Linked DNA regions of Homo sapiens: all the other regions are linked to region 3. A link is a contact called in ENCODE Hi-C or POLR2A ChIA-PET data. All regions are on one chromosome and are shown on one strand. The core of a region is the stretch at or near the end of the contact, and the rest is flanking DNA. Distances in the headings are between cores, read along the strand shown.

Region 1 (2,700 bases), core at 118-2,617, 2.4 Mb after region 3:
TTATTAAATATAATAAAAACTTTCAGCATTTATTGTCAGGCCCAGGGCTAGGTAGGCTCCTGAGATACAGAAGTTAATAAGGGAAGCAGCCCAGAAGGTAGGGGAAACAAAAAAATAGTTACAACACTCTTGATATGTCTCAGCATCTATAGACATTAACATCAGGAAAAGCGGGGGTGTGGGGGGAAGGAATTTGTCAGGGAGGGCCCTTTGGACAAATGTCACGTTTCTCAGAGTAGCTTTTAAATATGGGTGGGAAAATGAGGGCAGGGGAATTGAAGTGGGATAGAAGGGAGATATTTAAACTAAAGTCATTCTATGGCTGCAATCACTGGACACTATATTCACTTATCCATGCAATCACATTCATTGAGTGCTTCCTATGAGTTAGGCAGGGTGCACAGTGTAAGATACAAATGAATGATACAGGTTCACAGCGGTTGTCTAGTGGGATAAAATGCTGCACAGGGCAACCTGGATAAGCCTGACATGTTAGGTGCCACAAAACTACAGAACAAAGTGCTAAGGAGATTCGGAAAATTTACAGGTCATTTCTGGTTGCAGGATCTAGAAGAAGGATGTCCACAATTCAAGGATCAGTACAATCTTCGTAGCGAAAAAGCGTTGGTTTATTCTACCTCTACCTAGTTTGTACCTCAACATCTTTTACCCCAAAGGATAAAAAGGTGCAAATGAGGGCACATTTTCTTCATATAATACGTAATGGTGCTTACTTATTGCTTTCCTGTTCATTCCCCGCAGGTGATTTCCCTCTTCAGTCTCCCCCGAGTCTCACAGAAGGAACTAACAAGGGAGCGCTTCACAAGCACACAGACACCTTCAAACAGGCGCAGAAGAGTACTTGGTGAAAAAGTATTCTTTCAGGTGACTTTCCTTAAGATTACTGAGCATTAAGAATGAAAATATGTAAACCAGGTTTACGAGCAAGAAAATAATCTCTCCACATTCAGAGTTAATCTTCCGAACTCAGCAACTGCCAGTAGAACGCACCCCGGTCAGGGCGGGCTCGCGGGCGCGGTCCCACCCCCAGGCCCCTCCGCCGCGGAGGTTCTCCAGCGCCGCCCGTACTCCCGCCTTTCGCGCGTCCCTGCTCTAACAGCTCTGGTTCTGTCAGGACCTCACTCCTCCGCTCCCGGCGCAACCGCGGCCACGCAGCGACGTGCACGCGCGTGTGCGCCGCCGCCGCCCGGCAGAGTGGGCGCCTCCGACATCAGGAGCGCGCACGCCGCGCAGAGGGGCCTGGACGAGCGCGCTTCCGACCCGCCGCCACCGCCTCCTCCCCTCCTTCTCGGCCCGCCCCCTCCCTCGCCTCTTCCTGCCAGGCGGCCCTTCTCCCCTCCCCTCTCAGTTCCCTCCGCCCTCCTCGGGCTCCAGCGGTGGCGGAGCGAACGGGACCGGCCCGGCTTCAGAGCGCGAGGTGGAGGGTGGAACGCGGGCGCCTGAAGGAGTTGTTGTCTCGGCAGCGCCCGCGGAGACGTGAAGAGGTGAGGCGAGGACGGCCTCCTAGGGACACGAGGGCGGCCCGGCGGCCCGGATCCGCGGGCCGAGGCTGCCTGGGTGTGTTGGCGTCGGGCTGAGCCTGGGGAGGGTCGAGATGGGGCCCCAGCCGAGGACTGGGATGCGGGAGGACCGCGGTAAGGAGGGTAGGGGGCGGGTTCAGGACTGTCGGCCGCCTCCCGGACACCGCAGTTCTCCCAGGTGGCCGCTCCTCGCGGATAGGGCGGGCGGGGTCGGCGCCCTTACCTGGGGGTGGGGTAGTGGCTTTGGCGGCCGCCTCCTCCAGCTGTGCCCTCCTGACATTGCTGCCTCGGCGGCTGCCGCCCGCTGCTACGCTGTGGCTGCTGCTGGATTCGCAGTCCCAGCCGCCCTGCGTCCGGTGGGCGAGTGGTTAGGGTATTTTCTTACCCACACGCAGGCTTCTGTACTCGACCATTTCTCTCCCTCGCCCTTCCTCTTCCTCCGCCGAGCACTTTGCTCGGCTCCTGCTGTTGATGCTTGTGGTTTTGCAGTTTGGGATGGGATGCGTTCCGGGCAGATCCCTACCTGTAGGGAATGCCCCGCTTCAAAGTTGACCTCCTGAGCCATGACAAACACCTCCCCCCAACCCCCACCCACCTTGTGAGTGCTCAGTGTCCTGATAACTGAGTCAAAGTTTCTGAGACTGGGCTAGTACTTTGCACTGGTCGCCAACGGTACAGGGCTGGGCAGTGCGTCAGCATGTGGAAAGGGGCCACCGGCTAGCGGGAGGTGGCCGGGTGCATGGGAGCTGAACTGACGGGTTTCAGATACTAGGCAGTGTGTCCAGGTCCTTGGATCTCTCAGATAGGGTTATATTAGAATATGTACCAAAACTTGGGTGGTCACTTGCAAAATTGGTTTCATGCAAGTAAACTGAAATGCCAGCCTTATTACACTAATGGTAAGGAGAACTTTTGCTTGCCTGACAGATTTCAGCGCAGTTTGGAAAATGATTTTAAGGCCTTTATTTTTGGCACTGGAGGGGTTTAGGGATTTTTAATACATTTAAATTTCCTCGTGCATAGTGGGAGGTAAGTAGTTGCTTGTTAAAATTCTGAAAACACAGTTTCATGAAAACCTTCTGACTTTTCTTACAGTAGTGTTTATATTTGGCATCTTCCGTAGAATATCCATTAGTTATGATGTCAGAAGATACGGATG
Region 2 (2,700 bases), core at 194-2,693, 2.4 Mb before region 3:
GACTTTTGTCTGTTTGATATAAGTAAAAATAATATCCTTTCAAGAAGTTTACTGATAGATAGGAGGACTAGGAAATAACTGGATAAACACAGGATGGAGGACATGGTTTTGCTTTATTTAATTTTCATAAGATGTGTGACTTGAGCACTGAAGAGAAGAAACTGGAGAGGAAAAGGCTGAACGCACAGGAAAGAAAAAAACAACTGGAAGCGAAATGTAACAGATGGAAGCAAATGAGATCAAGAGCAAAGATGGATGGATTATCCTTTAATATCCCTTTCTCTACACTAGAAATACAAGACTAAAGGCTCGGCAAAAATATAGAGCAATGTGTAGGTTGGGGGCATGAGGTTGAAGAAATGGCCTGTTATACTCCATCATGTTTAGAAAGGAGAAATGAAGAGGGCAAAAGACAGGGTTTGTAAAGGGAAGGTTTGAAAATGTCTTCACAGAGAATGGGTCAGGGGAAAACTGGGGTAACCAAAAGGATTGCTGAGTAGTATGAAGAAACAAGGGGTGGTGGGTGAGGGCTCTGTTTCTAAATTCATAGCTATAACTATCTAAAGATCTTTCTATCCTCCAGTCCGTTATCCATAAGTGCTTAAAAGATATGGTAGTTAAGTGAATTAACTAGAACCCTCTCAAACATAGGGGTGAATTAAAATAACCTATAGGCTTATTTAAAATGCAAATACCGAGCTCCATTCCTTTCATTCAGAATTTCCAGGGGTGAAGCCCAAACAGTGAATTCCAGAAGCTCTCCAAGCAATCCCAGGAGAAATTTCTGTTTAAAAAAAAAAGAAGAAGAAAGAAAAGAAAAGAGAAAAGAAAAGCAAGCACAGACCTAGAAGGTAACCAACTGGATAGAAGAGCGCTGATCCAACATACACCTGTTAATGGCCCTCGTGGGGGCGTGGGGCAGTGCTCTGCCACTCAGAAAAGCAAAAAGACTCCAAGATCTAGGGAGATTCAGATCAGTGTTGAGACAGTCACATACACACCACCCCATACTCTTAATAAAGCGCGTTAATGTGAATCTGTGAACATGAAAAATGCCATGATGAACAATGCAAACACATAATGTTTGTTCAAAACAGGTTATTAGACTCGATGCCTTACCCTAAATTTTCTGTTTCATTACTCTAGAGACTTAGTAACATTAGTGGAATTCAGGGTGCTGTAAGAAATACGGAGAGCGAGGAGACTGCAGGAACAGCCCGTGGGAAGGGGGAAAGAGATAACGGGGAGAAGGTCGGGAGGACCGGACAACTTTAAGTGCCCATCCGCCCGAAGACTTGGAAAGCTAAGTAAGTAGGACCCCAGAGCCGTTCTTCTGGCATCCCCTGGCACTCACCATTGTCTCAGGATCTCAGCACTAGAAAATAGGTATCGTTGAGACAGGAAGACACCACCACCACCACCATCATACGGTTACTCAGGCAACAAAGCCCCGCCCACTGTCGCACGAGGCGTGGGACGCCACCGCCCCACCTCTTCGTCCTTAGTGGCTGGGAGTAATCTCAGCTGCGTTCATCCAATCGACAGACCCGCCCCTCCACGCTGTCGCCTGGGGCTACGAGACGCCATTATTCTGTTTCCGGCAGTTTTACTTCCGTTTGTTTAACAGCTGGCCCGGAAGTTTAAGTGAATATGCGGCTTGGGCTCCAAAAGTTGCTGTACGGTATTTTATTTTAAAGTAGAAATCTGTCCGCTTTTCACTTACGGAGGCCTTACAGTGTGTGTTCTGTGTTACTTGAGTTTATACGCACTGCAGAATTTGTTTACCCTGCTCTTTTGGAAACGTATTCCGGAAGCGAAACCCTGAGTAATCGGAAGTGGTTAGGAGTGAGAGAGCTGCTGGATATGCGGAGGGACTGGGCGGGTCGGCTTCCGAATGGAAGAGGTCTGTGAGAAGTTAACCTGGTGATACCGATCCGAAGAGCCTATCAAGTGAAGCCCCCTGAAATACGGAGAATAAGAATCTTAGAGGTAAATCCGAGGACAAGCAGGTATAACTAAGGATGTTGGAAAGGGACGGAGGTCTGGCTGGAGCTCGGTGGCCAGTAGCTTTGGATTTAGGGAAAGATTGTTCCGGGAAGACTTTTTCAGACAGGGATGAAACTTAGGTTTCGACTTCCCCGGACAGCAAAGTTGACAGGCTTGTCGCTTCCCGGCCTATCGCTTTCATACCTGCTCACTCCCCCTACTTACTTCTTCACCCCCTCCGCTTCATTTGGCATTTGCCAGCAGGCACTCGCTGTGCCTGTACGTTTCGCAGAGCAGCTATCAAGGGCAGTTTCAGGGATCGTTACTCTTACGAAGGGTTTTTTGGATACCTCTTTTCGGAGCAGTAGAGTGTAAGTGTAGAAAAGTTTGTGACTGTTAAGAAAGTTAGTCGTCGGGTTCACTAATTGAACTGAGTTGTATCTAGTACTGAGAACGATCTTTTTTTGTAGTGAAACCAGTTGTCATCTAGTGTACAGTTTGTCATATTTATATCATTGCAGTAGCATCACCTTCTTATATGTTCTCTGGTAAATCTGAGTCTGTACTGTAAGACAATGTATACATTTCTGAAAGCATGGGCTCGATATGTTTCTCTTTTTACTTTTGGAGCTACACTATTTTAATTTTAACTTTTTATTACCAAAAAAGTATAAATTATGTTATCTTGAGTAATATTTTTTGTCGTTTGTTAAA
Region 3 (2,749 bases), core at 37-2,536:
ATATAATGCCTTTATAAGACATACAGTAAAACTACAATCTTAAGGATGAGCAAACACCATATTCAGGTCTCTTAATCCCAAGAAACCATGTGCAACAAATAGCCCATCAGCAAAGCAGTAGGCAGATTAATTAGCTACCTTGATGAACTTTGATGTTATTTGCAACTGATTATTAGTAACTGATATGTGTATCAAACAACTAGTAGAAATAAATCATGCTCAGAAAGTAGACTAGGATATAGTCTGCCTAAGATTTCTCCTACAAAAAAAGACATGTGAATTCAGCTGTTTGTGACTAGGTATACATGTAAATAAGAGAGCCATCATGTACTTCCACATTGAGGATAGACCACCACTATACAATTCACTCAAATGAGTCACATCACCGTATGCTTCTTATACATCAGCATATACTTAAATGTCTATGTGTGCGTTTTTGTAAGTAGTACGTTATCTAGTCAATAGCTTTGAATCTGGGCAAAGGCTCTCCTTTTCCCAGCCTCCATTCTCTTTCTGATTCGTCTTCCTTGTCTGTCATCAGCCTTCTTGCTTGATGCAGTTTCACAGAAATAAAGTGACTTGGATGGACACAGACCGGAGATATTATTTGCAAAACCTGTCAAGTGTAACGATTCACCCCCACCTTCCGGTCATTATAAACACAGCAGGGTTGGCGCTCTTTCCCCCGGGCCCTTTAAATACACAATTTCAGGCAGCTCCGTTCACCCCCCACACCCAATCTGTCACACCAGGCCACGTCCCACGATATATCTGCTCCTAACGCTGGCCCTTCCTGCCCCATTGTACCCCCTGGAATTCCTCACTACATCCCACTCTTAACAAACCTTCCCCATCCATGGTACTGTTCTCTTCCCATCACCCCAGAGTACCCCTCAATTCCAATTCTTCTCTCCCTCAACTGCTCCTCGTCCGCATACCCCTGTCCTCGTCTTCCTTCCTCACGGCACCCCCGGCCCCAACCTTTTCCCACTCCGGGGTCCCTTCCTAGATCCCCGAGGCCCGCCGACCAGCCCGACTAGGACGTCGGGGGGCGGCAAGGCAGGGGCGTCTTCTTCGTTTCCTTCCTCCTCACACCAGCCCCTCCCGCTGCGAACAGGCCAGCGCCAGTACCTGAGGCTCCCGGGGAACTCCCGGCAGCTCTCCCGGGCTGGCGGTGCTGGGCGGGCGGGGGAAGGAGTAGGAAGCCGAGGTAAGAAGCTGGGAGGGGGAGACAGTTGGTGCGGACCCGGCGTCGGCCGCAGCGCCGCAGCAGCGCCTCCGCTCATCGAGCCGATCGGCGCTCGGCGGCCTGGCGCCAGGCGGAGGGGGCGGGTCCAGGGCACGGAGATAATCGAGGAAGTCGATCCGCCGAGCCCTATTCACCTAAAAGAGCCCGAACCCACACGCAGTTTAGATGCATCTCTCCAAATTTATGCTGTGCTTTAGGGGAGGAACAACCACTGGTTGTCCACGTTCCGGTCGTGATCCGGCGTGCGTGGAGGGCGATTAGGGGAGGAGTGGGAAACTTCCGAGAACCGCTCGGGACTGGGCGCCGCGCCGGAGTGCGTGGCTGGGGTGATGAGGCGTTAGAAAGAAGGTGGTGCTTGGTGGCACATCCGTCCCTCTGGCTGACTACGTTGAGTGGCAAGTGGAGAGTGGCTCGCAGCTCGAGGACCTGCTTCGGGTTCGTCTGGGGCCTTTTCTGAAGAAAGGAGATCTGTTTGATCCCCTGTTTACAGAATTAGAGCTAGACTTGGAAAGAGATGTTAAGGCCAGGCTCCTCCCTTTAGATAGGAGGAATATCTGGTTCAGAGAGGAGATTGACTTAAAGTTAACACGGCTAGTTTAGATAGATACGGGACGAGGGCTCGGTGTTCTTTTCCCGGTATCCCTTAGTTGTAACCTGAAAGCCTTCAGGAAATCGCCCTCGCCAGGCCATTCCGCCACTCTGCCCATTCCTTCCTCACTCCCTCCCCCTCCGCCCAATTTGGTATCATGTTTAGATCTCCACGCCCGCAGTAGCTGTCTACCAGAAACAATTCCTAATTTTGTTTTTCCGTTCTCTTATTTGTTTTATTATCCGTTCCTCCCACGCCCCAGCTGGATTATTTTACTCATTGAATCATATTCACTACACATCTTTTAAAATTAATACAGTATCTATGGGTCCTTTGTTGATACAGTATTTTAACTGTCTGAAATACTGTGCCAGGCACTTTCTAAAGACATAAAAATAAGAGGGGGTGTTCAAGAACAAGAGTAGACAAGAAAACAGCAGGAGGAAAGATCTGCGGACACTAAAGGAAAGGAAAGAATAGACACCCTCTTACCAAAAAGTTGTTCTTCTTTTGTTTGATGTTTATTTTTATGTAAAAATGTACTAACGAATTTGAAAGATGCCATGACTAAGGCAACGATGCTCCACTCTGATTCACTTGGAGTTGAATCACTTGGAAAGCTTTTAAAACTACGTAGGTGCCCACGTGCTACCTAGATTCTGATTTAAATGTTCTGAGATTTAGAAACAGCCGTTGAGTTGTCAGTTGAAGGTTCTGAAAGCTTAATGCTAAACTCAGTTGCCTGTGTTTATTCAGTCCAAGTTGCTGTCCAAGTCAGCAACTTGGACTGAAACGGCCCACTTAGAAGAGAAGCCTCTCATGGTTTGTATCCCTGTCTAGGTGTGATAGTGGGTCTACCCCCAGACTCCACAGGTAACCCTGACATTATTTTTTCTTCTACAGCTGATCTT

Evidence for each region. Hi-C counts contacts between places; a loop is a spot of excess contacts on that map. ChIA-PET counts read pairs that join two places held with the same protein, here RNA polymerase II (POLR2A). Pooled maps may share reads with other maps.
Region 1: a map of CD4-positive, alpha-beta memory T cell shows a loop between it and region 3 (23-fold over the local background). The contact joins the promoter of RABGAP1L here to the promoter of VAMP4 in region 3. A Hi-C loop is called at or near these places in 2 of 168 maps with a recorded cell type or tissue (CD4-positive, alpha-beta memory T cell and naive thymus-derived CD4-positive, alpha-beta T cell) and 10 of 50 pooled maps. POLR2A ChIA-PET finds 5 or more read pairs at or near these places in 1 of 52 experiments (BJ).
Region 2: a loop to region 3 is called in a map of CD8-positive, alpha-beta T cell, with 17 times the contacts of the local background. The contact joins the promoter of NME7 here to the promoter of VAMP4 in region 3. A Hi-C loop is called at or near these places in 2 of 168 maps with a recorded cell type or tissue (CD4-positive, alpha-beta T cell and CD8-positive, alpha-beta T cell) and 8 of 50 pooled maps. POLR2A ChIA-PET finds 5 or more read pairs at or near these places in 1 of 52 experiments (A673).

The regions. Positions count from the first base shown.
Region 1 is chr1:174,158,153-174,160,852 of GRCh38, forward strand. It overlaps RABGAP1L (RAB GTPase activating protein 1 like), which reads left to right and starts at 1,368. Exons shown (of 26, transcript NM_001366446.1): 1 at 1,368-1,505. RABGAP1L-DT (RABGAP1L divergent transcript) reads right to left here and starts at 1,135. Exons shown (of 4, transcript NR_121197.1): 1 at 1,012-1,135; 2 at 735-838. RefSeq lists silencers at 1,074-1,473, 1,594-1,773.
Region 2 is chr1:169,366,354-169,369,053 of GRCh38, forward strand. NME7 (NME/NM23 family member 7) reads right to left here and starts at 1,444. Exons shown (of 12, transcript NM_013330.5): 1 at 1,355-1,444. The coding sequence starts at 1,357. It overlaps BLZF1 (basic leucine zipper nuclear factor 1), which reads left to right and starts at 1,842. Exons shown (of 7, transcript NM_001320973.2): 1 at 1,842-1,989. RefSeq lists enhancers at 1,281-2,480, 1,420-1,921, 1,584-1,663, 1,922-2,421.
Region 3 is chr1:171,740,779-171,743,527 of GRCh38, forward strand. It overlaps VAMP4 (vesicle associated membrane protein 4), which reads right to left and starts at 1,287. Exons shown (of 8, transcript NM_003762.5): 1 at 1,132-1,287.